2 separate regions of the Homo sapiens genome follow, and region 2 is linked to region 1. A link is an interaction called in ENCODE POLR2A ChIA-PET data of the cell type or tissue named here. Cell type or tissue: PC-9. All regions are shown on one strand.

The links. Peaks named below come from ENCODE experiments on the same cell type or tissue, not always from the same donor. Only the 100,000 strongest peaks of a DNase experiment are listed, where the experiment ranks them.
Region 2: POLR2A ChIA-PET joins it to region 1 with 12 read pairs; 3 of 35 experiments call an interaction of 5 or more read pairs at or near these places.

Annotation. Positions count from the first base shown.
Region 1 is chr1:56,574,960-56,577,459 of GRCh38, reverse strand. All of the region lies in intron 1 of PLPP3 (phospholipid phosphatase 3), which reads left to right. Among named protein-coding and RNA genes, the nearest start is that of PLPP3, 3.4 kb to the left of the region's middle. RefSeq lists an enhancer at 1-479. In PC-9, a CTCF peak has its summit at 185; a DNase peak (open chromatin) is centred at 1,369; H3K4me3 peaks cover 2,471 bases; H3K27ac peaks cover 111 bases.
Region 2 is chr1:56,319,756-56,322,255 of GRCh38, reverse strand. It overlaps LOC124904186 (a long non-coding RNA gene), which reads left to right. Exons shown (of 4, transcript XR_007066107.1): 1 at 1-2,500. Among named protein-coding and RNA genes, the nearest start is that of LINC01767, 94 kb to the left of the region's middle. In PC-9, no CTCF peak of the experiment used is centred here; no DNase peak of the experiment used is centred here.

The DNA.
Region 1 (2,500 bases):
AGAGACAGCTGAAGGTATAATTGTGCTCTGTGGAAGGGTGGAGGGGTGGAAAGGAAGAAAAGTCACTGTAGTTCAGGTGGCACATCCCATTTCCACGTCTCTCAACATTAATTCAACATTAAGATGCTATGTAAAGGAATTGTCACTGGGGGGCCTACCTTCCTGAAGGCAGCTGGCTCATTATCATGCACAGTGGGACAGATTACTACTTAAAGTCTTGTAATCAAGCTGTTGAATTTTTAAAAGACCCTCTCTGGTCCCAGGGGAGTACAAGGAAGCACTAAACACATGGAAGCTGTTTGCTGTAAACTTGCCTGGAACTCCCTGTGTTTACTCAGTGTGTTTTGTTGGTGGCAGGGTAAGCTCTTTCTAGAGTGCCTGTGCAGGATACCCTCCTACCTCCTACTTTGTGATTAAGAAAGCAGAGCTAGAACATGCTTGACAGCCTTTGTACAATTTCCTTTCCACCCTTGTGATTTTAGAAGGCAGTCCCAAGAGATGGTGTCTTATGAAAGTGAAAAGGAAAGAGATGTAAAGGAATTTGCAAAAAGACACAACCATCAGCTGTAGTTTAGCCAGGGATGTAAAAACCCAAGCTACTCTGTTGTACATTGAAGGTGTAAAAAAGGTGTGTGTGCATGCATGCATGTGTGTGCATATGCATGTTTCAGTTCTTCATTTCCCCACTATCCCCCGTCCCCCCAAAGCTAATATTCTAACCTGTTTATTATATTTATTCACTGTTGGTCTTATGTTTGAACAAAATGATTTTGTTTATCTCCAAAAAGCAATAAGGCGTCAGGACCATGTATTCTGTTATAGAGGCACATAGCTACTTGTTTTCAGGGGTGCTTTGCCATTAAAACCATGGCAACATTTTCAAAGTGACTTATTGATCAATGTTTCCCCTGAGCACAGGCCAATTACAATATCACTAATTAAATGTCTCTCAAACACCTTTAACAGGAAAAATTCTTTGTAAGAGAAATATTTAGGTGAGATATTTATGCAGGAGAACTCTATTTGGCTTCCAAAAGAAAAATTAATAGCACAACATGTGATTTTAATATTCCGCACACCACAGTCCTAAAAAAAATTGTTTCCACTTTTTGCCTAAGACCGTCAGTATAATTTAATTTTTATATAGTTTATTGATCATATGGTCTGGATTACAGGGCACTAATATATTAAGAAGAGAGACAGTTTTCTGTTTATTCTCTCACAGGAATATATAAGAAACTTCATCTAGTATCTGGAAAAAATAAAAGCTGATGTGCTATGTCAGTGTTATGTAAGTGGAAATATGCAAGTAGTTTAACTTGTTTCACATACCTTTTTAGAACGTTAAATTCTTGGTGAAAAAGCAGAAGTCTACTCTTGTTTGAAAGCCAAGACAATCTGGTGTCAAATAACACCAGTGGGAGTTTACCTTTCATTGGACAGCTATCTTTACCGATTAATTGCTTTTAAATACAGTTATGAATCTTTGCGTGATAGTTTTCCTGAAATTGATTTTGTTTTCCTTTTAATTAAGTAATATTTATCACCTCCTGGTTTTTGTACATTGATTGTGGTGTATGGGGTTACAGGAGAGCAACAGACGATTCCCAGGTAAGAAGGGAGGAACAGTTATTGTCTTTCTAAGCTCTGTTAGTCTCTTTTTTATATAAATTCATATATGCATGCTTTAATGCAACCCCTATGAATAAATTATCTCCATTTTATAAACCAGAAACCATGTCTCAGAAAAGGGAAGGATAGACTAACACTGAAGTCGATTTGAATTGATCCCCAGTTCTCAGTTTAGCATGAGTGGAATCCTTTCCCCACCTGAAGAATCTTGAAATTCAGGTTCTTATCAGAAAATTCTGAAGCTCGGTTTGCAGAAAGTTCTGCCTCTCCCGATTTCCCAGTTACCCATTTGCACCAAAGCAGAAAAATAAAGTTGGTCCCAGTCTTCCAGTCAGTAATACGGAATTTGGGTGGTCAGCAACCGTGCTATTTAATTTGGTTGCTCCACCACGTTTTTGGATGTTTTTTGATTTCCAACTAAATGGTTGAGCTAAAATTCTAGAACTGGTTCTATATATGGGATACATAGAGTCATCATTTATTATTATTTACTTTAAATAGTGAGAGAGGGGCAGCATGGTATAGTGCAAAAAAGACACTTAGAGTCAGAAGCTTCAGGTTCCACGTTGGCCAGTGCCACTATCGAGTTGCATTGTGTGGATGAGTCGGTTTTCTGTGTGTCTCAGTTTTTTTCCACCTGCAAAATGACTGTGTGGGATTATGTCTATTATTGCCATTAAACATGCGGTGACCGATTTCTAGTAGAGGCTTGACGTTAGAGACTTGACATATGCTGAATGTCTACCCTATGCATCTACTCTGCTGAGCTCTTCATTATATATTAGCTCTGTGAATCATCACAAACTAGAGACAGTCATTATAGTCTTGTACTGCCACTGCACTGTACAGCTTTGGAAAAATTCATTTA
Region 2 (2,500 bases), 260 kb after region 1:
ATAAGTCTCTTTACACACTCATACACACTGTCTGTCTGTTTATCTATTATCTATCTATCCATCCATCTATCTCCTGTTGGTTTTGTTTCTCTGGAGAACCCAGACTAATATAGGTGGTAAAAAATAAAACAAACAAACAAAAAAAAAAAACTTACCCTTTTTTTTTTTTTTTTTTTGAGACAGAGTCTAGCTCTGTCACCCAGGCTGGAGGGCAGTGGCATGATCTCGGCTCACTGCAAACTCCGCCTCCCGGGTTCATGCCATTCTCCTGCCTCAGCCTCCCAGGTAGCTGGGACTACAGGCACCCGCCACCACGCCCGGCTAATTTTTTGTATTTTTAGTACAGACAGGATTTCACTGTGTTAGCCAGGATGGTCTCGATCTCCTGACCTCGTGATCCACCTGCCTCGGCCTCCCAAAGTGCTGGGATTACAGGCGTGAGCCACCGCACCCAGCAACCTACCCTTTCTTGAGCTAAAACATGACAGGTACTGGGCTAAGTGATTTATAGCCATAACCTTATTTAGTCCACATAACACTCCTCTGAGGGTGGATGTAATTTCTAGCTTATAGATGGAAACTTTGAGGCTCAGAGGAGAGACGCACCATATCCAAGGTCACACAACAAGCAAATGACTATTCAGGTTAAAACCCTGTTTCCTCTAGTTCAATACTCCATGCTATTTCTCCTCTACTCAACCACATCCTTCTGTGCATGTTTTGTTTCTCGATTAGGCAGTAAGTTATCTATGGGCAAAAATTAAGTATAATTATTATTATTTTTTTCTATTTGTTCACTTTTAATTCTTGTGCCGATCATGGTATTTGGCACATGAAGGTGAGGAGGGGGCGGTGGCCGCAGGAATTATTGTATGATCTACTTGGGTCATGGGACTTCTCTGCAGGGAAAGACTTTAGAAACCACCTAACCCTTTCCACCCCTCCCTTTGTTCTTGTTTCTAGACTGATTCCTTTCTTCTCCATGCTGTTAGTAATTAATACATGGCACGTATTCCCCAAGGAATTGCAGGACATCCTGAAGTTTGCACCAAAAGTTTGGGGAGCATACCTCCTCAGGGCACACTTCCACAAGCCCCTTTTGGCACCTTGGTTTTCCTGCCACCTGGGCCTGGAGCCAGATATGCAGTTGGGCTGGAGCAGGGAGTAGAGAGTGTGAGCTAAAGAGCACACAGAGACCCTGACAGGCTCCTGGGGCCCCCAGTGGTTGAACTCTGGTTATAAATAGAAGGAATATGAAGCAGAATGTCTTTTTAATATGCACATGGAATTCATTTATTTAATGAAGAATTTTCCTGGAACAGAGAGCTTGCCGTCAGAGCTGAGCTATTTTTGAGTAGGATGTGAAGGAAAAACTCTGGAGAATTATTTGCTGTTTGGATTTATGCTTTTAAAATGGGTTGTAATAAAAAAGCAAAACTATAGGAACAGAGTTAAGATCAGTGTTTGCCAAGGGTTGGAGGTAGGTGCAAGGGATTGACTGGAAAGAGGTGTGAAGTGACTTTCTGGGGTGATGGCAGCATTCTGTATCTACTGTGGTAGTGGTTACATGGCTGCATATGTTTGTCAAAACGTGTAGAACAGTTCACCTAAAATGTATGAATCTTACTACTATATGTAAATTATGCCTGACTTACAAACAGTGTGTCACCATGTTCTTTCTGAGGGAGAAAAAGGAGTGGGGAATGAATGCTTTCAAACATCTCCTTTGGGTGGGGTTCTTTGTAGCTTCTTTACGTTATTTATTCTATTTAATACCTGCCAAGGACTATGAGATAGAGATTATTATCCACATTTTACAGATGAAACACCTGAGGTTTTGAGAGCTTAAATTAATTGCCCAAGGTCACATATCAGCTTCTAGTGAGAAGTAGGTTTCCAAATTCCACAATGACCTCCCTCCATTACCTGATGTTCATGTAGATGGAGCTTAGAATTAAAGCCTTGAAAATAGAACTGAGTTTTTGCTCCTTGAAAAAATGCTTCAGACAGCTCCATGCTTTCTCTCCAAAATGTTCCCACATTCTATGTTCTTTGACTGTTTCTGGCTGCATCTGGGAAAGGGTCTTAATAAGGTGTTAATGGTCTTTAACAGCTTTATTTAGTGCCCTTAGATCTCCCTTTTTATCAAGCATGCTTGGCTTTGGGTATACTTTGAAATCTTAAAGGGATGGGAAGTCTTCTGTAGGACCTGGTGTCATTCCTGGATCCCATTCCCATGGCTGGCATCATTAATCAATCATGATGCTCTATGAACCCTGACTTGCCCTTGTGATGCTCCGTAACATGGTCCTCTGGGCAGTAATTACTAACAGATTTGAGTTGGCATTCAAGATATCAAAGCCTATTTTGCATACTACCTGTGTTGCTAGGCCTAACCTGGGTACATTTATAAATTGAGGGTGAAATCTTATCTTTTCACTCCTTAGACCTGGAACCCTGATAAGAGTTAATGTCTGGATCTAGAGGCAAAAGTCGAAAG